7 separate regions of the Homo sapiens genome follow, and regions 2, 3, 4, 5, 6 and 7 are each linked to region 1. The links are chromatin contacts, found by Hi-C or POLR2A ChIA-PET in ENCODE. All regions are on one chromosome and are shown on one strand. Each heading gives the region's core, a stretch centred on a gene start or an enhancer-like site at or near the end of the contact. The rest is flanking DNA. Distances are from core to core; before and after follow the strand shown.

What was found. Hi-C counts contacts between places; a loop is a spot of excess contacts on that map. ChIA-PET counts read pairs that join two places held with the same protein, here RNA polymerase II (POLR2A). Pooled maps may share reads with other maps.
Region 2: a loop to region 1 is called in a map of naive thymus-derived CD4-positive, alpha-beta T cell, with 7 times the contacts of the local background. The contact joins the promoter of CCDC18-AS1 here to the promoter of PKN2 in region 1. A Hi-C loop is called at or near these places in 1 of 168 maps with a recorded cell type or tissue (naive thymus-derived CD4-positive, alpha-beta T cell) and 11 of 50 pooled maps. POLR2A ChIA-PET finds 5 or more read pairs at or near these places in 1 of 52 experiments (CD4-positive, alpha-beta T cell).
Region 3: a map of CD4-positive, alpha-beta memory T cell shows a loop between it and region 1 (7-fold over the local background). The contact joins the promoter of TMED5 here to the promoter of PKN2 in region 1. A Hi-C loop is called at or near these places in 1 of 168 maps with a recorded cell type or tissue (CD4-positive, alpha-beta memory T cell) and 9 of 50 pooled maps. POLR2A ChIA-PET finds 5 or more read pairs at or near these places in 1 of 52 experiments (T-cell).
Region 4: a map of CD8-positive, alpha-beta T cell shows a loop between it and region 1 (12-fold over the local background). The contact joins the promoter of DIPK1A here to the promoter of PKN2 in region 1. A Hi-C loop is called at or near these places in 3 of 168 maps with a recorded cell type or tissue (CD4-positive, alpha-beta T cell, CD8-positive, alpha-beta T cell and ascending aorta) and 9 of 50 pooled maps.
Region 5: a loop to region 1 is called in a map of CD8-positive, alpha-beta T cell, with 5 times the contacts of the local background. The contact joins the promoter of GNG5 here to the promoter of PKN2 in region 1. A Hi-C loop is called at or near these places in 2 of 168 maps with a recorded cell type or tissue (CD8-positive, alpha-beta T cell and naive thymus-derived CD4-positive, alpha-beta T cell) and 9 of 50 pooled maps. POLR2A ChIA-PET finds 5 or more read pairs at or near these places in 1 of 52 experiments (T-cell).
Region 6: a map of CD4-positive, alpha-beta memory T cell shows a loop between it and region 1 (20-fold over the local background). The contact joins the promoter of CTBS here to the promoter of PKN2 in region 1. A Hi-C loop is called at or near these places in 1 of 168 maps with a recorded cell type or tissue (CD4-positive, alpha-beta memory T cell), 1 of 37 single-sample maps with no recorded cell type and 9 of 50 pooled maps.
Region 7: a loop to region 1 is called in a map of naive thymus-derived CD4-positive, alpha-beta T cell, with 21 times the contacts of the local background. The contact joins the promoter of SYDE2 here to the promoter of PKN2 in region 1. A Hi-C loop is called at or near these places in 1 of 168 maps with a recorded cell type or tissue (naive thymus-derived CD4-positive, alpha-beta T cell) and 7 of 50 pooled maps. POLR2A ChIA-PET finds 5 or more read pairs at or near these places in 1 of 52 experiments (activated CD4-positive, alpha-beta T cell).

Annotation. Positions count from the first base shown.
Region 1 is chr1:88,682,636-88,685,811 of GRCh38, forward strand. It overlaps PKN2 (protein kinase N2), which reads left to right and starts at 1,638. Exons shown (of 22, transcript NM_006256.4): 1 at 1,638-1,993. The coding sequence starts at 1,946. It overlaps PKN2-AS1 (PKN2 antisense RNA 1), which reads right to left and starts at 2,569. Exons shown (of 4, transcript NR_110682.1): 1 at 2,529-2,569. RefSeq lists enhancers at 1,473-1,802, 1,833-1,912.
Region 2 is chr1:93,344,070-93,347,245 of GRCh38, forward strand. CCDC18-AS1 (CCDC18 antisense RNA 1) reads right to left here and starts at 1,742. Exons shown (of 9, transcript NR_034089.1): 1 at 1,655-1,742. DR1 (down-regulator of transcription 1) reads left to right here and starts at 1,838. Exons shown (of 3, transcript NM_001938.3): 1 at 1,838-2,796. The coding sequence starts at 2,577. RefSeq lists enhancers at 1,433-1,968, 2,338-2,407, 2,468-2,677.
Region 3 is chr1:93,178,792-93,181,967 of GRCh38, forward strand. TMED5 (transmembrane p24 trafficking protein 5) reads right to left here and starts at 1,622. Exons shown (of 4, transcript NM_016040.5): 1 at 1,263-1,622. The coding sequence starts at 1,451. CCDC18 (coiled-coil domain containing 18) reads left to right here and starts at 1,933. Exons shown (of 29, transcript NM_001378204.1): 1 at 1,933-2,061. RefSeq lists enhancers at 1,003-1,152, 2,023-2,232 and a silencer at 1,683-1,962.
Region 4 is chr1:92,959,789-92,962,964 of GRCh38, forward strand. DIPK1A (divergent protein kinase domain 1A) reads right to left here and starts at 1,674. Exons shown (of 5, transcript NM_001006605.5): 1 at 1,588-1,674. The coding sequence starts at 1,641. RefSeq lists silencers at 1,235-1,794, 1,955-2,034.
Region 5 is chr1:84,504,825-84,508,000 of GRCh38, forward strand. GNG5 (G protein subunit gamma 5) reads right to left here and starts at 1,757. Exons shown (of 4, transcript NM_005274.3): 1 at 1,612-1,757; 2 at 1,187-1,477. The coding sequence starts at 1,267. It overlaps SPATA1 (spermatogenesis associated 1), which reads left to right and starts at 1,562. Exons shown (of 14, transcript NM_001397487.1): 1 at 1,562-1,594. RefSeq lists silencers at 1,023-1,152, 1,403-1,482.
Region 6 is chr1:84,573,007-84,576,182 of GRCh38, forward strand. CTBS (chitobiase) reads right to left here and starts at 1,434. Exons shown (of 7, transcript NM_004388.3): 1 at 1,233-1,434. The coding sequence starts at 1,409. RefSeq lists enhancers at 24-73, 787-886, 997-1,286 and a silencer at 1,447-1,566.
Region 7 is chr1:85,199,537-85,202,712 of GRCh38, forward strand. SYDE2 (synapse defective Rho GTPase homolog 2) reads right to left here and starts at 1,480. Exons shown (of 7, transcript NM_032184.2): 1 at 716-1,480. The coding sequence starts at 1,460. It overlaps LOC124904207 (a long non-coding RNA gene), which reads right to left and starts at 706. Exons shown (of 2, transcript XR_007066199.1): 1 at 615-706; 2 at 1-503. RefSeq lists an enhancer at 595-1,206 and a silencer at 1,219-2,368.

The sequences.
Region 1 (3,176 bases), core at 388-2,887:
GCCCAGCTAGTTTTTGTATTCTTAGTAGAGACAGTTTCACCAAGTTGGCCAGGCTGGTCTCGAACTCCCGACCTCAGATGATCGGCCAGCCTTGGCCTTCCAAAGTGCTGGGATTAAAGGCGTGAACCACTGCGCCTGGCCGGATAAGAACTCCTAATCCTTTCTGTAACTCCAAAGCCTAGGAAACCATCTGGCTTTTAGTTACCAGTAAAGGTAATCATATCCCGGCCTTTCCAAGTGTTCTTTCATGTATTTAATTATCATCTTCAACCAAGGCAATATACTAGACACATAAATAGTTGTAAGACTTGTGAAGTACACACCAGAAAAATTCTTTATCACACATATGATAAGTTAGAGTTCAGAAACTGTGGCCACAGAACTCCAGATCTTCAATACATGTTTGCTGAATTGATGTATGAGACTTGAGAAGGCAAAAGGATAGACGTTAAGTCCTGGCATCAGGCCAACAGAGTTACATGGAGCGTGTGAGAAGTACATAATGTTACACTTCCTAAGAAATATGTCAACGAATGCCCTTTCTAAGTAGCAACGTACCTAAATAACCCTTACCACTCTCTCCAGGTAGTTTTAACAAAGGTATTGTACCGCAGCTTCAAAAAATCAAAAGTTACGCGTTTACCTATCCATTCACTGCTCAGACAAAACAAAAACAAAAGCTACCTGTAGGAGACTTCGAAATTCCTTAATACCATAGTGTCATTAAAAACAAACACCTAGATTTACTTTACTTAGCTATATTTTACTAAGTAGTCAGGTTAGCTTTAATGCTTACCACGCCAAGGAAAGGTGGCTTTTTTCCTTTCCCGAGGGTAATCCCGTCCCACCTCCCCCTCCCTTAAATAAAGTTAAAACAACCCAAAAAAACCCAGCTAATTCTCAGCTCTGTACAGTTCTCCAGTACAAGCAACAGTAGTTCAACCTCAAGAAAAAGACATCTTAAAGGCCGTACATTAAAAGTTGCCAGGGATCCAGCCGCTTACATTTCATGAAAAGTACAGACCATACCCGTTTAGCTAGCTGTGCACCTTAACTGGTCGAGAAGGCGCGCTGGGGGCTGGGTTTGAGGGTGAGCAAAAGGCAAGATTATTAGTTTGGGTTGACGTGGGGGTCAAGGGGAGAGCAGAGGAATAATCTGTAAGATCTGAGTCCCGAAGCTCTTTGGGTTATGGAGGTTAGAAAAGGGCCTGTTAAAGTTAGGCCCAAGTTTCGGCAAGGTGGAACTGGGAAAAAAAAAAAAGAAAGAAAAAAAAAACGAAACCCGAAAAAACAACAGCGAGCAGGCTCCCGAGTTCTAGCGTTCACAGTGAAGCCGTTAAACGCAGCAGGAAAGTAGGCGTGTGTTTTCTTCCTCTTCCCGCCTCCCCAGAGACTCGAGCCCAGTCCTTTCCCCTCATTTTCACCCCAGCCGAGTCCAATGGCTGCCCTCGCCGCGGAGTCGGGTCGGAAGACGCCCCGCCCCCTCGCCGCGTTCGCCCTAGGGAACCCCTCCGCCCCACCTTCCCTGCCCGATGAGGGGCAGTGGCTGCCGCCGTCACGTGTGCTGGCAGCCGCCAAGTGAGGCCGCTTTTGCGACGCGGTGACAGCCAAATGGTGCGACAGGAGGAGCTGCAGCCGCGGCCGCAGCGCCCGCACGGAGAGGCTTGAGGCGGCTCCTGGCGTCGCCCAGAGGGAGCGACTAGACGAACAGTCCGGTGAGGGCGGCGAGAGGAAGCCCGCTACGAGTGCCCTAGCTCCCCGCCGCTCTCGATGAACCGGACGGAATAAGCCGCGCCTCCAGCAGGGGCTGCGCCTCCATGAATCCCTAGTTGTTTTTTTTTTTTTCTTTCTCTCCCCTCTCCTCACCCCCACCCCGAGCCCCGTCCCGCCTTCTCCCTTCGCCAGAGGCGGCCGCGTCCAGGTGCGGAGTCCATACCGGAGCGCAATGGCGTCCAACCCCGAACGGGGGGAGATTCTGCTCACGGAACTGCAGGTAAGGGCCGCGGCCCTGGTGAGAGGCGCTGGCGGAGGAGACAGGGAGAGAGCCCCGCGCGGCGTCGGGGACCGAGGAAAGCCCTGCGGCCGCCGCGCCCCTAGCCCGCTAAGTGCGGAAACTCCGGGATGTCACTCGGGAAATGCTTCCCTCGGGGAACCGCTTCCCTGGGGAGCCGGACCCTCTCCCCCGCCAAAGCCCTGGCCTGCCACCGCTTTGGTTTGATTCTGCCTACCAGAGGGGACCCCATCTCTGCAGCCCTGCTGCAGCGGGAGCCTGCTCTCGCCTGGTCCCCGGAGAGGCCGGCCCGTCGCCCCCTCCCTCGGTGTCAGAGCTACCCGCGAACGCCCCTGTTGCCCCCTCCCTTCGCGCGGCCGGGCCCCGCCCCGCCTTTCCTCCGTACACCGCTCCTTAAACTCCTTTGAATGACTCCCAAGCTGTTTTCTTGTCCCTCCCCCTCCCCTCAGACTCCGCACAAAGAGCGCCCCCATAACTTCCAGCCCCTAGACAAGTTTTTTTAAAAAACGAGTCTCACCAAATGTTTGCTTCACTTCAGCAGCCCTCTTCAGGTGACAGAGTTTCTTTCCTCTATTTTGAGGGTTATCTTTTTCTTTTCTTTTCCTTTCTTTTTTTTTTTTTAACCGAGTGATAAATACAGGGTGCCTTTCTCTGCTACCCCTGCCCAGATCCGGGAGCTCAGATGCTGATGCTTTTCAGACTTTCATTTTCCCTCTCATTTGAGCACCAGAGAAAGAGCTAATAAGTTGTTTACTAATGAGAAAGCAGTCGACTAAGGGAAAACATTGGGCACCACATGTCTGCAAAAGATGAGAGCAAAGTAGATCGCTTAGTTAAGTCATGTCGAGTAGCAATGTTATTTCCCATTTCCAGATAAATATTTGATAATGTAGGCACGATTTTCTTTAGATCTCTATGGTGTACATGGGGACTTAAGCTACCCTGTCGGGTTTTTCATTACTTGGGAGTGTTCCAGAGATGTTTGTTTTTTGACTTAAAAGTTATTTTGCTTTATTTTAATATAGTTATCTTTTAGCTACTCAAAGATTGTAGATGGGAATTAGGAGAAAAAAATAGCATGCCTGCATTTCTTTTTGTGTGTTGGACAGTTAATTTTTTTTAAAAAAAAGACTAAATCAAGAAATTCTGAAGAGTTGATGTCAAA
Region 2 (3,176 bases), core at 492-2,991, 4.7 Mb after region 1:
AATTTTTGTATTTTTAGAAGAGGTGAGGTTTCACCATGTTGGCCAGGCTGGTCTCGAACTCCTGAGCTTAAGTGATCCGCCCCCCTTGGCCTCTCAAAAGTGCTGGTATTACAAGCATGAGCCACCATGCCCAGCCTGAAGAAAATTTAATTAAAATACTGTTTTTAATCAAAGAAATTTTGTTTTGACTAAATTTAGTAGCACTGAAAAACAAGTGTCTACACTTCAGAAATTAAAGAACCAGTAAGTTGTCCTGCAGAAAATGCTAAATGAAAAAATAGCATAATAAACTGTAATGTCTTCTTGAGAGCAGCATATAGGGCTCAGACAGAACGTTTTAAGAAAACACTGTCAACAAGCCAGTTGCCATCATATGTATCAAGAGTAATGAATCTGATGAACCAAAGTGACAAAATGGATTTCAACAGTGTCTTGTTTAGTTTTTAGAAATTCCAACATCCCACTATTTATAGTATAGCCTCTTCTTCCACATGACAGTATGACAGACTCAGTTTTTTTACTTTTTTTTTTTTTTTATCTTTTTTGAGACAAAGAATCTTGTTCTGTCACCCAGGCTGGAAGTGCAGTGGCACAACCGCAACTCACTGCAGCCTTGACCCCCTGGCTCAATCGATCCTCCCACCTCGCCCTCCAGAGTAGCCGGGACTACGGGTGCCTGCCACCAAGCCTGGTGAAAAAAAAACCCGTGTTTCATATTGTCATATAGAAGAGGCTATACTATAAACAGTGGGATGTTGGAATATATATTTATATATATAAATATATATTATATATATATATATATATATTTTTTTTTTTTGTAGGGACGGGTCTCACTATGTTGCCCAGGCGGGTCTTGAACTCCTGGGCTCATGTGATCCCCCTGCCTCAGCCTCCCAAAGTGTTGGGTTTACAGGTATGATGAGCCACAACGCCTGGCTGACACACTTTTTTTTTTTTTAAATGCAATTTCTGTTTAGACCTTGACACCTGTTGATATTACTAGTCACTATGGAAAGAAGTAAAAACAGTTGCTTAAGATGCTCTAACACTTTTTTCCCCTGTAGAAGCCAACATGGAATACAACATGAAAACTGTCTAAATGGGAACCTTCTAATATAGCTCATTGTATGCCATGCATTTCCACTCCATTTCCACTATGTTGGAACTGACTTCTGCTTTCCTACTTAGCCATTAGGCGACTTAGTTGCCTCTAGGCAAGTAACTTCTCTGAAATGTTTCATTTTTCATGAAGTTTAAAAAAAAAAAGGTGAAGGACTTTAGAGAGCTTTGAACCGAATAAGGTCTATCAGACATCTTGAAAAGCTTTTTCTCCAGACGACGCAGAAACAGGCACACGGGGTTCTGCTTTCCCCACCTCCCACCCCCAAGCCCAGGTCCCATTCTTCTCACTTTCAATCCTCATTTGGGCTCCTAAAGGAATAGCAAAGAGAGTTATTTTATCAATACCAGCGCTCCTCTGTCCCCAAATCCAGCTAGGGAAGGTTTCGGAGGCCTCAGCTACTTGAGAGAGGGTAGAGACGATCCTTCCTCGCCTATCTACCCAGCCACCCACCCCTTCCCAGATGTAGCGTCCGGGCCCCAGACCAAGCGCGTGCTTGGAGCTCTCCGGTACAGTGAGGCGCGCGCTTGCCTGGCTAGGGTCCCTGTGAAGGAATGGGATCCCGAGGTGCTTGCCAGGACCGTAGCAGGCGGAAGCTGCTGGCAGCGCGAACGGGCGGCTCCCGCCGGCGTGGGTGGGGGAAGGGCGGCAGCCACACCCGGAAGTCGGTCCGGGAGGGAGGGGGAAATCTGAGGGAACGAGGCTTCCGGTGGCGCAAAGGGTGTCGGGAGCGGCTTCCTGCAAACCTTCCCTGGCATCTGGAGGGACCACCGTTGCCGCGTCTTCGGCTTCCACGATCTGCGTTCGGGCTACGCGGCCACGGCGGCAGCCACTGCGACTCCCACTGTGCCTGGCTCTGTCCATATTAGTTCCCAGGCGGCCGTCGCCGTTCCAGCAGCGGCAGCGGCAGCGGCAGCGGCGGACATGTTGTGAGGCGGCGGCGCGGGTGTCTGAAGGATGGTTTGGCCGAGGCGGCGGCAACGGCTGCTGGCGGCGGCGGCAGCGGCAGCGGGGCCTCGGGCTCTATAGAGCCGAGCCCGCTGGGTACCCGCCCGGTACCGCGGCGAGGCCAGTGCCCCTGGATCTTGCCTCTGCTCCGACGCCGTTGGGGACCAGTTAGGCGACAGCGCCCGCCCCTCTGAGGAGACACGAAGGTGGTTCCCCAGCCGCTCAAATTTCCGGACCACCGCGCTTTCCCCTCCTCAGCCTGGGCTGTGCTCTCTCTAGAATCCTCGGGCCCCCACTTTCTTCCCAAACTCATCCTAAATCTCTCACACACGCGAGTGTTCCCAGCCCTCAAGCCAGCTGCTCCTCCGTTCATTTTCTGCACCCTCTTCGCAAAGCACCCCCCGGGATCACTCTCCGAGGGCGACTTTTTGAGAAATCTCGGTGGAGTAGTGGACCAGAGCTGGGGAGTTTTTAAAAGCCGGGGCGCGAGAAACAGGAAGGTACTATGGCTTCCTCGTCTGGCAACGATGATGATCTCACTATCCCCAGAGCTGCTATCAATAAAATGATCAAAGAGACTCTTCCTAATGTCCGGGTGGCCAACGATGCTCGAGAGCTGGTGGTGAACTGCTGCACTGAATTCATTCACCTTATATCTTCTGAAGCCAATGAGATTTGTAACAAATCGGAAAAGAAGACCATCTCACCAGAGCATGTCATACAAGGTAAGTCGTGTGTGAGAGCTGGTTTGAATGAGGTTCTAGGGTAGCAGTCTGCTAATCGCGTGACCCTTTCGTGTCAAAGCCTCCATTCCTCTTCCCTGGTAAGTAACTTAATGAAAAAGCCAGACTGGCATGTAGGCAGCCGGTGCTTTAAAAACAATCCCTTTGTAGCATTTTTGCAGTACTTTTCATCCAGCGAATACATGTAAGGAGTGCAAACATTTAGGTCAGCGTCCCCAAAACGTAAAGAATAAGAGTGATCTCACTTTACAGCCAGGTAAGCCGAAGCAACAAGAATTACTTGCCTGAAGTTGAACTTAGATAATAATTAAGGAACGCAGAAATTCTCCTTTGGAAAGTTAAAATTCAGACGGAGGAACTTC
Region 3 (3,176 bases), core at 372-2,871, 4.5 Mb after region 1:
TCTACAACTTTTTATTTTGCTCTGTATGTGACAGTACCTGGTATTTAAAAACAATTCTCTACATCAACTTAAAAAATTAACATTTGATGATTATAATTAACTTCTAAAAAACTGAAAGATGAAACACATCAATGCCTTTTCTTTCCCCCCTGTACTGCTACCTGAAAACATCGGAATTTGCTGTGGAACGAACAAGATTTCTTCTAAGAAATTACCCCCTACCACCATGACTACATAAAATAAGGTAATTCCCAGCAAGAATATTATGCAGATACTAAAAAGAAAACATGCTAGGCATGGTGGCTCACGCCTGTAATCCCAGCACTTTGGGAGGCCGAGGCGGGTGGATCGCCTGAGGTCGGGAGTTCGAGACCAGCCTGGCCAACATGGTGAAACCCCGTCTCTACTAAAAATACAAAAATTAGCTGGGCATGGTGGCGCACGTCTGTAATCTCAGCTACTCGGAAGGCTGAGGCAGGAGAATCGCTTGAACCCGGGAGGCGGAGGTTGCAATGAGCCGAGATAGCGCCACTGCACTCCAACTCTAGCTTGAGCAACAAAGCGAGACTCCGTCTCAAAAAAAAAAAAAAAAAACAATGACACGAGGGAAATGCTTACAATGCTCAATGAAAAAATGAAAAGAAAGGTTATAAAGTTTTAATATACGATTTGATCTTTTGAAAATAATGGATATATAACTTAAACGGAAATGTATCATTAAATATAGCAACAGCGTCTTCCAAAAAATTTCAAAATCGGGCTTAATGCCAATTACACGATCATAATCCAAAAACCCTTAACTGAAGCAAAGACAGTGATTTGTAACATCTGAACTGTGTGAAAGGGGTGGGGGTGATTCAAACAAGTGTCATCACCTTGTCCAATGATGAAGGAGAACGTGTATCAGTTCTGCATTGTGAAATTCTCAGTATGAGAGCGTGTAGTGGCTAAGAAAAGCAGTGGGCGAATTAGGAAACAAAGAGAAAAGCCAGCGACATCACCAGTTCTGGCCTCCTTCCCACCGGAGGAAAGGGGAGAAGGCGGGTAGTCATCAATTCCAGGTCCAGCCTAAGTTCTGGGTCCCCGGCCCCAGCGAGAGCCTCGCCTCGCCTCGCGCGCCTGCGCGGAGCGGGCTGGCTTCCTGAACGGCCCTCGCCTCTTCACCACCAGGGCCGTCCACCAGAAGTTTCTAAACGGGTGAGAGGCGACAACGCAGTGCAGCTGGGTTAAAGGAAGGAGGCTGGTTTATCCTCCGCACTTACTTGGTACTCGATCTCCAGCGAGGCCTTCAGGGGCATGGGCTGGTAGAAGCACTCCTTCTGGCCGGCGGGAAGGGTAAAGGTGAAGTCGCTATCGAGGGAAGGTGTGAAGCCGGCCGCCCCAGGCAGCAGCACCGGAGGCAGAGCGGCCAGAAGGAGCACGGGGAAGGGCAGCCAGATCTTGTCGCCCATCCCTGCTGGGGCGATCCCGGGCTGAAAGAGGCGTCAGGTACTGTTGTCTCCGCTCCGCGTTTCCTCTCTGGACTCCTCGTGGTTGACAGGGAAATCTGGAGTCTGAAGAAACTCCAGGTGGCGGCCGCGGCGGCGGCGAACACTCCCTCCGAAAGAGAAGCGCAGTTCTCCAAAGGGTAGGGACTCTGGGCGGGGCTAGCAGTCCTATTCCGCAACCGCCTCAGTCTCGGCCCCCTCAGGCCAGGCGTGAGCGCCGCCCGCCTCTCCCCCTGACGGCCTCCGGTTCCCATGGCTTCCCCCACCAATGGGCATCATGGCGGTAATTGTGGGAAATGTAGTCCCGGGCGGGCTCCGCTAGTGGGCTCGGGCGCGCTCGCCGACCACGATCCCCGGCAAGCCCCGCGCCTTCGGCGGCGCCTCACGCAGTCTGCGCCGGGGCGGGGCAGTGACCGGGTAGGCGCGTCCCAACGGCTCCCGCGGCGGTTCGAATTCTGTGCTGCCGGGGTTCGCTGGTTCTCCGAGTTGTGTCCGAGGCTTCCACGCGCAGGGGCCCGGGAAAGGGTCAGAGGCTTCCTAACGCAGACTCGAGTGCGAAGCGCGCAGTCGCCGGGTGGGTCTCTCCCCAGCGACGATTTGGGTGGTGAGCGACTGCGCCTTGGCGTGGGGAAACCGGCTTACCTGGGGGAGTTCTGTTCCTTTCCCTCCCGGCACCTTGGATGCGCTGGGACTGGTCCTCGTGGTTGCTGAGCATGCTGCTCTGAACGGTTGTATTTTATTTGATGAAAAATAGGAGGCCGGGCGCAGTGGCTTACGCCTGTTACCTCAGCACTTTGGGATGTCGAGGCGGAAGGATTGCTTGAGCCCAGGAGTTCGAGGCCAGCCTTGGCAATATGGCGAGCCACTGTCTCTATAAAATTAAAAAAAAAAAAAAAAAGAGGAAACTGTCACTTCCGTCCCCCACCCCCGCCCCCGCTTCTTTCAGACGGATGTAAGATTAGCTGTGTCAAGCGATCTTGAGACAGGAGACTACTACATAAAGTTATGACTTCTTTCCAAAATGAGGAATCTTTTTCGACTACAGCCCATTGTATCACATACATAGGGTATAAAAGAACACTTGTCCTTCGTTTGATGGGTGTGCGTGTGCAAACCTACAAACACATTGTTAATTAGGGCCGAAAGATGATGTTGTTAAGGTCGGTGAGTAGGATGATGTGCTTTTCTAGGTATGCATAGTCAGTGAAGATAGCCTTTTTTGGGTAACTACTGTAAATTGAAGTTAAGGACATTCATTTGACAGTAAATGTCCCACTAGGAAAATGAAAACATTTTAGTATCAAATATATTCATTGCTACTGCAGAAGAGTTAGGGAGTTCTTTCTTTTTTTTTTGAGACCGAGTCTCACTCTGTCGCCCAGGCTGGAGTGCAGTGGCGCGATCTCGGCTCACTGCAACCTCCGCCTCCCAGGTTCAAGCAATTCTCTGCCTCAGCCTCCCGAGTAGCTGAGATTACAGGCGCTCGCCACCACCCCCGGCTAATTTTTTTGTATTTTTAGTAGATACGGGGTTTCACCATCTTGGCCAGGTTGGTCTTTAACTTTTGACCTCGTGATCCACCCGCCTTGACCTCCCAAAGTGCTGGGATTACCGGCGTGAGCCACCGCGCCCGGACTGGGAGTTATTTCTTGCATGGCAATACACAGATGTTGAACTAAAACCTGATTT
Region 4 (3,176 bases), core at 424-2,923, 4.3 Mb after region 1:
CCAGGCTGGAGTGCAGTGGCGTGATCTCAGCTCACTGCAATCTCCGCTCCGGGGCTCAAGCCATACTCCCACTTCAGCCTCCCGGAGTAGCTGGGACCACAGGCACCCAACCAACTTTTTTTTTTTTTTTTTTTTTTTTGTATTTTTAGTAGAGGCGGGGTTTCACAATGTTGCCCAGGCTGGTCTCAAACTCCAGAGCTCAAGGAATCAGCCCGCCTCGGCCTCCCAAGTGCCGGGATTACACGTGTGAGCCATCGCGCCTGGCCGGTAAGCTTTTTTTTAAACTCACATAAAAGATTACACAGAGGTACCTGGCCTGGGTTGAATTCTAGAAGGGGTTGTGACAGTGTTACTCAAGTGCACAATTACTATTGGTGGTGCTTGCTACAAAGACTCAGTTTTATTCGTACACGCTTAATATCATGGGTTGTCAAATCATGCTTCCAATTTGCAATACGTCACTCATTTCAGGGTAATGACTTACACATACAATTTTCAAACAAAAATGTAAGATTTACTTGCCTCATGATGGTTACCTTCTCAACTTTTTTCATAATTTATAAAAGCACCAGCTGACCCCAAATCATCTACCTCTTGGCCTTTTAATGTAAGCGGTAAAGGAATACTGTCCTCTGAATGCAGCGTTGGCTAACACTGCTGACCCACGCAAGGCATTGATTTGTAGTTGTTTTTCCATCGGAGTGATGGATTTGCGCTCAGCTACTCGCGGTGTCTACTAGGTCCCCCTGGTGACCAAACAGTACACTTAGGCAGTAGTAGGGTTCCAAGGCACAGACTGGCAGCGGAACAGAGGGTGGAACGGGAAATCATGAAAAATTAACACGCGAACCGTACACACGACATGACTGAGAATTACGTTTGCATTACTAGGGTATTTGGGATCCACAGACCAGCCACTAGCCCCTTTCCTTTAAAAAGCAAACACCCATCCGCCTGGTTCAGGCTTATCGGTCTCCACCTCCCATTTAAATCTTGGGTGTGATGGAACGACCCAACCAAGGGGCTCGGCACGAGGCACACGCTGCTTTTTGGAGCCTGGGGAAACACTGGTGTGACAAATTGTCATAATTTTCTAAGACACGGAGGAATGCTACACCACCTTTCCTACCACCGACTTAAGACCCAAGACACTGAGTCAAGGGCAACCGACCTGCGGGGGCCCACGGGGGAGGGGGGAAAGCCCCGAAAACACCAGGGAGAAGGCGGCCCGTCGAGCTCCGCCTGGAGCGGCGCAGGGCTGCGGGCAATGCCCGGAGCGCGGGGTCGTACCCAGGTCACGTCTCGGGGCTCTCAGGATGCGAGGGCGTACCCGGGCGGGACGACTCGGGCCCTGGAGCCCGGCTGGCCGCGGCGCGGGAGCCGCGAGGGCCGCGGTGGGGGGCGTCGGCAGAGCCGCTGAGGGGGCTGGGGAGGGCGCGCCGCCAGGTGCCGGACGGCAGGGGGCAGCGGGGTTCGGGCGGGCACAGACCCAGGGAGGGAGGAGGGGAGCGGGCGAGTCCTGCGCGGCGCGGCAGGGCACACGGCCGGGTGCTCCCGCAGCTGGTGGCTGGGCGGCCGCCGGCCTACCTGGAGGTAATAGGGTTTCCTTAGCCAGGCCCCCGGACAGAGACTCCTCGCCATGGTAATCACACATCGCCCCGCCGCGCTGCAGTCAGAGGCGGACCCGAGCGCTGGCGGCCGGGCTCCCCGCCTCCCCCCGCCTCCCCGCCCCCTGCCCGGCCGGGCCCGCCCACTCCCCCGCCCCCGCCGCGGCGCGCGCCGCGCTCCCCTCGGCCCGGCTGCAGTGAAGGCGGCGAGAGGCCAGAGGCCCAGCCTCCTGCCCTGTTCGCCCGCCGGCCGCCGCGGCTGTCAGAGAGGCTGCTGCCGACTCCGCCATAAAGGGGAGTCGCACCTCGCCTCCGCCGACACAAATCGACTGCGCCTGGAGCTTAAAGGGGAGGCGCGCGGAGGCGGGAGGGGGCGCCGCGGCAGCGGGGGTGTCGCACGCTCGGCGCGGATTGGGGCGTGCTTCTCGCTGGCTGATGCGGCGACCCCCGGACCGCGCTGGCCTCGCAGTCTGCTCCGGCTTCCGGCTCCCCGCGCTGCGCCCAGCTGCGCGTCCCGCCACCCGCCCCGGCAGCACCGACGCTCCCCATGGACTCTTCTCCTGGAGTCAGGACGTGTCTGGACGGGTTGTTTGGAAATTCAAGGGAAGCTTGGGGCTCCTTCCCTGGGGACTGGCTCGTCCTCCCTCGCCCTTGGTGGCGGTCGGGGGAAGGGGGTGTCTGCCGCAGCTGGAGACGCAGACCGGGGCATCCCCCCAGGACTGGGCTCAGCTTCGAACGCGGACAGGGCGCCCCACTGCTGAACTCGGTGCCCCCCTTACCACGCTCCAGTTCGCCTCTAACGGCCTACAACTTTTTTTAAAAATGTACTTTTAAAAAATTCCGACTTTTTTGGTTTATATTGTTTTTAAGACAGCTTCAGAGTTTTCCTGGCCCCGTCCAGGAACACTGATTTCAAAAGAAAACAAAAACAAAAACACCGAATTAAATACAGTCCTGAAGGCAGGGAGCCTGGGACGTGGCCTGCTGCTTGGTTAAGGCTACATAACACAGGGTGTGGTGTCTTTCTTTTGACAATGAGTTCCAAATAAGGGAAAAAAGAGCCACCCTAGTGGGAGAACAGCTGTTGATCCAAGTGACTTGTAATGGAAGAAGCAGCTTTTTTTTTTTTTTTTTTTTTTTTGGCTGCTTTTTACCCCACCTACCACGTTTAAGCGTGATGCTAACAAAGTTTAGGTGGCCCGTTAGAGCTCATTCCGGCCTGTTGCTCTGAGAAGGGGTTTCCCCAGAAGCAAACCATTACTCATTCTCACTTGGTTTTTGCATAAGCCTTGTTCAGGTGCCTTGTTCTGAAGAGATACCTTCATGTCTGCCCCTTCCCTCAACCCACACACAGACACAGGTTTTAAACCTAGGTGATTTTTGTTGTGGTGGTTGTTCTTTCTGTTTTTGAGAGGGGTCTTACCATGTTGCCTAGGCTGGACTCAAACTCCTGGGCTGAAGCCATCCTCCCATGTAGCTGGAACTACAGCTACTTGGTCTTATTTTATTGCTTGCAGATAAACCAATTTTTCATTGATTTTGTTTGGGTCAAGAGACAGTAATTTCTGA
Region 5 (3,176 bases), core at 507-3,006, 4.2 Mb before region 1:
CCTGACATTTCTAGTTAACAAAACTAAATGGGAGACTCTCTCTCAGGAGGATCCTGCACCAAGACGAATGAGAATTTCCCTTCCCTTCTGAGGTGACCACAACTGAGTAAGCTAGGTCTCTGACACTTCTAGTTAAGAAAGCTTAGAGACCCTCTCAGTTCACAAAACATTTCGGCAAGTAATAAAGACTAGCCTGATGAGTATAAAATCAAATCATCTTAGGAACTGGCTGCTTTTAACAGGGCACATGATTTACATTCTTGTTTCTTTTTTTAACTGCAGAAGTGTTTCACATGTAGCCTGACCTATTGTACCAGAAAGAAGCCAATCCATTTAGGACTGTAAAAATCAGGAAATACTTAGAACAGCACTTGAATGTCAAGTTATTCTATCAACACAGACAAAAGGCTTTTTCTCCCAAAGTACCCCAAGACAAGGCCAATACTAACCAGACGCCAAAATAAGACCAATAATTACCCACAATAATCATTTTCTCCGGCATGCGGACCAGTCGATATCCCCAAGGTCAAATATGAGCAAACTGTGCCATAGGTATGAAATGCACGCTTTGTTCGAGGTTGTACGGGGCACTGACCGGAACTTTACACTCCAGGATCGTTTCGAAAAATGCTTATTCAATCCACAGTTTAAGTTATGCAATAATTCGCTTAAAAGTATGTGTTCAACGGACAAGAGAAGTTGAAGGTAAGAATTTAATACTAAAGGAAGTAGGTTTGGGAAAGATCAAATGGGAGAAAAGTCTGCTCTGAATCAAAAGTCGGAAAATACCCTGTCCGATGAGAAACAGGAGGCTGGCAAAGTGGGAAAGGAAGGGTGCGGACAGCGCGCGGAGGCGCAGCTGTTGGTGAGACCAGCCGAGAAGGCTGCCAAGGGAGGTAGAGACGGAGGAGGACCGGAATGTCGGCCACGGTTCAACCCAGGGGCCAGCCCGCCTCGGAAAGTCCTGGGGCGGAAGGGCGAACTAATCGTCCCCCTAAAACACAGCGTAGACCCACGCGGCGCCTGCTCTAAAGCTGGCCGCTCCCCGATCGCCGCCGCTGAGCGCGCGTCCTCTCCAGGGGAAGCGAGGGCCGGCGCGTGTCCCGCCCGCCCCCGCCAGCTGGGCCGCCGGATCCCACCCGCCGCCGCCGCCTTCCTCCCGCCTCGGCCGCCCGCCCCCGCTCACTTTTACGCGGTTGAGTCCGGCCTCCAGCCGGAGCTGTTGAACCACTTTCTTCATAGCGGCGACGCTGGAGGAGCCAGACATGGTGCACGCGACGGCCGGGCCGATTCGTGGGTCGGTGGGTCGTGGGCCGTGGGTCGGCGGGGCCAGACAACTCAGCGGCGCGCGGCGGGGGCGGGGCTCCGAACTTTGTCTCTAAGTTTCCGGTTCTGTGCTCAGCGGCTCCACCCTCGGTGCGCATGCGCGCCTTGCCAGCCCTCTGTTCCAGCTCCACACCCGGCCCCGAGCGCGAGCCTGGAGGAGGGGGAGGAGAAGGGGCGGAGCAGTCGGTGGGCGCGGCGGCTGCTGGAGGCTAGCGCGACCCGACTCTTAAGTTTTCTTTTCCTCTCCAGAGGGGCCGATTAGGGAGAGGTAAGGAGAGAGCTTACCGTTAGCCGCGAAGAACTAAGAGGGGGTCTGAAGAGGACCAGGGAGGGAAGGCAGAGCTTGTGGGAGTTTCTAAAAGGCCCGGCGGCGGGTGACCAGGAGGTCTCAGTTTTCCTCCCAGTTTGTGGGAAGGGTTGAGGGAAGTGAGGGGAGATACTGGGTGAGGCGTAGGAGCTACTGTGCACCCGGCGTGAGTCACCCGCACACCCCCGCCCCGTACAGGCGTGTCTCTCTGTGACCCGAGTTTGGCCAACAGGCATTTTCAGTTCCACCCCCAACCCCCAGCCCCGCTGACCCGAGGCGGAGAGCAGGCGCGGAGGTCGCTGTCGCGTACCCAGCGGAGCCGGGCGGGCGGGGAGCAGGGGCGCTGATTCGCTGGAGAAGGGATCTTCTCGAGGTTTGACTTTACTGGCTTCTTAGCTCTTGAATCGGTTTTTCTGAAGGAGATTGTGAAGAAGCCAAGGTGCTGGCTGAAGATTACACCTGTCTGCTCGGTTACCCATTTACTCTGGAGAATTAATGCTTATTGTACTTTTTAAAATAAAACTTATTTTTGTGTTTCCGGAAAGTTTGCTCTTTAGTATTTCCGTTGTAATTTATTACCTCCTGCTTGAAATTGAGTACCAAAGGAGTTTTTAGGAGAGAGGGTAGGGTCTAACCAAACAAAATAGGCTCAGCCAGTAGGTCTTTCTTTCATCCACGGAAATATGTGTGTTATGTCACAGCACTAAGGGCAGATGTTTCCTATTTCTTTTCGGGTAGTCAATCTCCGAATGCGCTGATGTTTTCCATTAATGTTAATAATTTTATCATTAATGGATTTCAAATTTTTTATTAGGGAAGCATGTGTAATTGCACTGGTCAACAAAATCTAATTTATTTACTCAACAGTTTATATCAGTTCGCAAAAATGTACATCGTAAGTTTAGCATTTTACTTAATTCATACGGATGTAATGATTGGGGTTAAAACCAGGGTTTGAATTCTGGCTCTGCTACTTACGGTATTCTTGGGCAAGCCACTTAAGTTACTGAGGCTTTATTTCCTTATTTCAAAGTAAATTATACAGCTTCGTAGAGTTGTTTTTCGGAATGAAATGACATTATATGTAAAAAGAATGTGAAAGCTATCTCAATAAATATTGTCTTTTCCCAAAAGGTATTGTAATTATTTCACCTTTGGTGCTTTGTTGACTGTATAATGCTAAAACGTCATTCATACTTTACAGATTTGTAAGATTAAACACAAGTATCTATTCAAAGAATGATCTGTTTTACAGTAGTTGTAAAATATATCACTGAACTCTTAGAACCGTGGTATGTTAATGCTGGAAGAGATTTTAGGGAATATATGGTCCAATAATTACTTCTGTGAGGGAGACTGTTGAGGAATAAGCAGTGTTTTAGGCCGAAACAGTTTCAGAAAAAAAAAAAATTGTTGCTTTTTTATTAACTGCTGCATTGGGAAACCACAGACTGGAGTGCTGTCTCAAACACCAGGTGTTATTTTTTTGTAGCGTGTGTTTAAAGATTCTATTTAGGATACAAAAGAAAAATAAAACATTGAG
Region 6 (3,176 bases), core at 184-2,683, 4.1 Mb before region 1:
CTGTCCCCACTGCCTCTACCACCGCGCTGGGCCTCAGATTGTATAAAACATTTTAATTGGGAGGCCATTATGCTGAAACAGCTCCAACTGCCTTGGATTTCCTGCTTAAGCAAACTCCAGCCCAAGGTCAACAGTGAAAGGAAACTTAAGCTTAACCTATCAGAAACTGCCAACTAACCTCTAACTAGTAATTTTCCACCAAGTCATAGCTAAATAAGGCAAACAGTCATAGCCAACCAAGTAATTATTTTCCTTTGCTTCCCTGTTCGGCCTATAAAAGCCCATGCTACTAAAGCAGACCTCTCTGAACCCCTTCTGGTTTAAGTACTGCCGATTCATAAGTTGTTCTTTGCTCAAATAAAAAAGGTTATCCTACTTTGTCTGAAGTCTTTCTTTTAATAAGATGTTAGGTTTCCACACTAGGCAGGTTCTCCATAAACACTTTCACCATTTTTATTTCTTCTCCTAAGTCATGTATATATACTTTTTTACTGGCATCTAAGTGTTCTGCCTCAGATTAATGTACTAGATTAAGAACTAGGAATCATGCCTATTTCTACAAAAGAATCGTTCTTTGAATTAAGCCTTTGGACCTTCCTGATGTCATCCAATTCCTGCTTTCAGTCATCGAAGTGGGCAGTCAGGTGGTTTTAATATTGCTCCAGAAGGTGTTTGATTAAAGTTGCCAGAAGCCTTACAAATTGTTATGTAGATAGAAGGAAAATGTACTGAAAGCTATTTTTTTTACCACTCTTCATGGGTGGTTTTGAGGTACTTTAAAGGAAAGGGCTAGCAGGTATAGAAAACTAAAGGTAAGCAAAATACTCTGCATTCTAATGTACTGTTGGAGTGCTGAGATTCTTTCAAACGAAATCCTCGTTCCTTGGAAACATAAATGGATTATCCTACCTTGTTTGCTTTTTACACCCAGAGTGCTTCCGCAGAGGCACAGCAGGGGAATGAAAGGAGCTTGCCTTAGGAGGCAGATCTGGTTTGAACTCTCGCCTGCCTACGCAGGCACTTACAGGCTGTGAGGCCTGAGGAGTTACTCAACTTCTCTGAGCCCGAGCTTCCTCATCTATAAATTGAAGGATCCGTAAACAGGAAGGCCCTCATCGAGTGGTCAAAGCTGGTTTCGGCGCCCACGGCACCTCTCCTTAGGGCTCCGTTCTACCCTAACTTCTCTTCGTGCCCTGAAGCCCAGACCTAGAGGAGCAGAGGAAGGCGCTGACCTCGAAATCTGGATGGTGGCGAATCGGGCGGCAGAGCTCAGGCTCCGGGCATGGGCAGTCGGTCCCGGCCGCGAGCCGCAGCGCCAGCAGCGCCAGCAGCGCCAGCAGCGCTAGACCCGGGACGCCGCTCGGCGGGCTAGAGACGAGGCGCCAGCGTCGAAGCTGCGGCCGGGACATAGCAGCAGGTCTAGCGGGCCGGAGTGGGTTCCTACCGCCTGGGTGGGCGGGGCCTGCTGCGCGTCGGGGCAGGAAGGGGCGGGGAGAGTCGGGAAGGGCGGGGAGGGGCGGGAGGGGCGGGGCTCCGGGGCGGGCGTGGGAGGTCGGGCTTCGAGCGTCCCCGGGCGCTACAGGTGGGTGAAGTTAAGTGGCTGCTGGAGCGTCTCGGGGGACAGCCAGTGTCTGCGGCGCCGAGAGGGCCGTTCGTGGACTCAAATGGGTATCACCCCTACCGTTTATAGTCCTCCCAATAGTCTGCATCTCGTTTTGTCGTGGCTGGTCGTGTACTCCTTGTGGAGTCTGAAGGTACAAGGGGATCCCCAAAATGGAGAAGTGGGTGTCTTTGGAAGGGCCTACTGAGTAACATGGTTGGAGTGGCCAAAAGACTTTGTTTTTCTTTTGCTACTCAAAAGAAAGCTGGAATACCAAAAATTTTTACTTACGGATATCAGGTCTTAGTTAAGATCGTGGTTTGAATTCAAGCATCTAATTTTGCCTACTCTCCTGTTAAAAATCAAGTTTAACAACCTAAACACAAGGACAAAGAGATAACAGCAACAAAATGTTGGAAGCTGGAGAGCACAAGTATGAGTATGAGAGGTAAATCGGAAAAGGGGGAGATTAGTCAAAGGCTGCTCAAGGACTCTGATCGCTAGATCCTTTTTCCAGCTTCATGTCTCTGGGCAGCTGCCCCTCTTTCCCACCACGGGCTCCCACCCCGGCTGAATTCCCTGAAGGGGATAAATTCTCTGCTGAGTGGGTATTCCACCTAAAACGGAGAATAAGTGGCTTTATGCCTACTGAAAACTGAAACCCCTCGCTATCTGATTAACCTAAGAGGCTGAGCAAAGATACTGACATCGGGTTTTCTGGACAAATCATACACCCAGATCACCCTACAGTGAAATTCAAAGTTAAAAGCACCAGCTATCTACTTGGAGCTTCCTCTCTTTGTACTTTTTAATTTTTACTTTTAATCATGGACAGCAACCAAAAAAATCCAATAATGTAGAAAGAAGGGACCCAAACAACAGACAAAGGAATATGGAGGAAGCAGATGCTGCAGGGAGAACACTTTTAAAAATTCTCATAATAGCCCCAGAAAAATAAGAGAAGATGAAGCCACAACAGGGTGCAATAAAAGGGGTAGGGGATTTTTAAAAGTTAATAGAAATAAGAAAGAAGTGAAAAAACTATTAGTAGAAGATAACACTGAGGAATGTAGAGCAAAAACTCTGAAAGATAAGAAAATTGGAAAACGCAGTACAGAGGGGATGAAATAAATAATTCTTAAAGGTGCTTGAGAAGCAGCGTAGTACAAATAAGAAGAAATAAGTAATTTGGGCTGGGCACAGTGGTTCATGCTTGTAATCCCGGCACTGTGGGAGGCCGAGGTGGGCAGATCACTTGAGCTCAGGAGTTTGAGACCAGCCTGGCCAACATTGTGAAACCCCATCTCTACTAAAAATACAAAAATTATCTGGGCATGGTGGCAGACACCTGTAATCCCAGCTACTCGGAAGGCTGAGGCAGGAGAATCGCTTGAACCTGGGAGGTGGAGGTTGCAGAGATCACACCACTGCACTCCAGCCTCAGCAACAGAGTGAGACTCTGTCTCCAAAAAAAAAAAAAAAAAAGAAAAGAAAAGAAATAAGTAATTATCAAGGCTCCAGGACTGAAGAACACGCGTTTTCAGAATGAAAAGCTAGGCCAGGCACTGTGGCTCAC
Region 7 (3,176 bases), core at 230-2,729, 3.5 Mb before region 1:
AAAACAAAACTACCTGAGGAACATTTTTCTTTTGATTAAAATGTTAGTGTCCTTGATTTTTCACAATAAAAAGATTACTTTGTTGAGGTTTCTTTGTCGGGGGGAGGCAGGTGGAGAGATGGTGTATGTGAAATACTACCTGACTAAAAAATTCTACTTATGGTAGGGTTTTTTTTGTTTGATTTGTTTGGGTTTTTGGTTGTGTGTATGTATGCATGTGTGTGCGTGCCTGGGAGAGGCAAAAAAAAAAAGTTGTAATGAGTAAAATGACAGTTTATGAAGCCTATAAAATCTACCTTGAATCAAATTCAAATTTACAAACTCCACAAAAGTCTACGGATTTGCCTAGAGCTACAAAGAATAAAAATCAAGACAGTGCCGCCCATCTGTAAACCTACTAAAAGTGTGTTATACTTAACCTTTACTCCTTTAGGTAATACTTAGGGAATAGACACACTGGTTTTTCGAGAAGAAATCACAACCTCAATTCTTCATGCCATTGTCTGATTAAAAAGAAAAAAAAAAGCAAAACGAGTAAATGCATTACATTAAGTAACCCCGAAATTACTTTAAGCTGCCACTTACATGACACTTACTTTCGCCCGGTAACGTACCTGTCGCAAAAACATAACTTTTTCTTGGCTCTTAAGACAGAAGCCCAGTCGGTAAACAGTAAGGCTCGCGGTGCTAGCATTTTCATCGCAAAGTATCCTACCTGTCAGCGTAATTCTTTGGTCTGGAGGCACCGACAGGACACGGTTTTCACGCACTTTCAAAGCGCCCACATTTGGGGAGGCTGCCTGCGTTCCTGTGACTTTGGGAGCCGTCCCACGGGCACGACCCTTCATTCCCAGGGACAGCAGACGCCCTTTGTACATCCACTTCTGCAGCTTCTTGACTGTCACTGCCGGCGGCCTGAGGAAGGAGGGGCCTTCCTGGCGGTCTCCTTTGCCACTGCGTATCACAGAGGACCCCGCTGGATCCCTGAAAGGGCTTCCCGAGGAGCAGCCGTGGTCCTTGCAGCCTGGAGGCTGGAGGCCGGTGGGTGCAGCCGCCCGGGCGCGGTCCCCACTCCAGCCGTCCATCCTGCCTCCACGTGGCGGGGGCTCGTCCCAGTCCCGGTGCGCGCCGCACCTGATCCAGCTGTCGCTCGGCCACCGCTGGAAGGGAGGCGGCTTGGCACCCACCCGGAGGCTCTCGAGGCTTCTGCTGCAGGACGGCCGCATCCGAGGAGTCCGCAGCTGGCCTCCCCGCGGCTCCCTCTGAGGCGACCGGGGCGGGGACACCTGCTGCCGAGGGCGTCCGCCGCCTCCCCGCTCCCCGTCCCGGGGGCAGGCTCGGCGGTACGCGGCGCCGCGGGAAGGCGGCTGGCCCGGAGCCCGGGCTCCCGCGGGGAAGCTGTGATCCGCCAAGCCCCTGCCGCCCCGCCGCGCGCCCGAGTCAGGGGGCAGGTCGTGCATGGCCTGGATCAGCAGATAATAGGCCTCTCGCAACTGGGTCCGCAGCCTGCCTGTCTCCAGGCGGCCGCCCTCCGCCCCCAGGGAGGAGCCCGCCGCTGGGGGAGGCGGGGGACGCCGTTCCGCCTCCGCCCCCTCAGGCTCGGGCGCAGACTGCGAGCCGCCGGGCAGGTTTTCGTAGTAGTCGGCGTCGTAGTCGTCTTCGTCCTTGTCGTCTTCCTCCTCCTCTCCGCTGTCCTCGGAGCCCTCCGGGGAGTGCGGAGGGGCGTGAGCGAGCCCATGGCTCTGGGGGGCGGCCTCCTGCCCGCCGCGCGGCCGAGGCCCGAGCGCCCCCAACTGCTCCGGGTGCCCTCCGGGGACCCGCGCCCCGGGACCCCACGCCTCAGGTGACGGCGAGGGCTGCTGTAGGCTCCGCCCGTGTCCCCCGGCGTGCTCACGTGGGAGGGTGTCTGCGGCACCCCAGGCGTCTCCCGCGGCTGCCGAAGAGGCCGCCACCGCAGCTGCGGCTGCCGCCCGGAGCCCTAGCCCCCCGGTGCCGCGGGGACCCCGCCTTCCCCGGAGCCTGGACAGCGTCCTCCTCAGAGGGTCCGCCATCCCCTCTGCCTTAGCCGCGAGGCTCACCCCCGCCAGGGGGAGAGGTCGGAGCCCCGCTGGGGAGAAAACCGCGCTCGCGGAGGCGGAGGCGGAGGCGGCGGCGGCTCCCCATGACCGGCGCTGGCCCTCGCCGGCTCCTCACATACTTGGCATAACTCTGCCGCGGGAAGGCGTGGGGGAGGGCGGTGGCGCCGCAACGCGCATGCCCCGGAGCCCCGGGCCGCGACGGGGCGCGCGGGCCGGGGGCGGCAGAGGTGGGTTCTCGGGGTGGGCGAGTGGTGCAGGTGGAGGCGGAGGGCGCGGGCCGGTAGGTTGAGTAGTAGGTCGGCTGAAGCTGACCGACGGAAGCAGGGGTGGGCGCACAGAGCGCGAAGGGTGCGGGGAGAGTTGAGGCAGGGGAAAGAAGAACGAGCAGGAACGTGAGTTTGGGCTGGTGGCTGCAAAGTTTTGGTTAGGGAGCCCGAGAAAGGGAAAGTGCCCTCCTGGCTGTCACCCCAGCACCTTCACCGCCACCGCTGCACGAGGTGTGTCTTAGGCACAGCAAGTCCTAGCTTGAGAGAAAACAAAGATTGTTTTGACGGACAAAGTACGAGTGCAGGTGTATCTCGGTGCATGTGTTCTAGAAATGTATCAATCATTTTAATCGCCCAGAGAGCTAGCTAGCTAAAAGAAATTTGCAGCGATTCCTTTTCTATAAGAGTTCTTTTATCAAAAACAAAACAAAACCCACCCACCGATGTCTCTTTTAAGTCTGTTTTTCCTTCTTTATTTCAGTTAATGCATGCTAACAAAATTATTACATCAGCCAAAACTTGTAAAATGGAGCCACAAATATTATGTCCCTCATCACCCTACCTACAAGATTATCATACAGGTTTGCAGCTTTCTAATATAAAAAAGTTAACACTTCATTTTAATTTAAATAGTGAGTTGAGAAGCAATTGAATTGAAGTTGAGACACAGTGTAATCTAGAAATACCGGCTGTCTCCCAAAAACGTTAAATTCCAGGTTCTGGGCAGCAGTTGCAAACTCAAGTACCCCTCGTTGCCAGAGATTAATTGATTCAGTGACTGATAAGAATCAGTCGTGCTATCATCCCTGATTTGAGTTACTTTTTTTAGTGT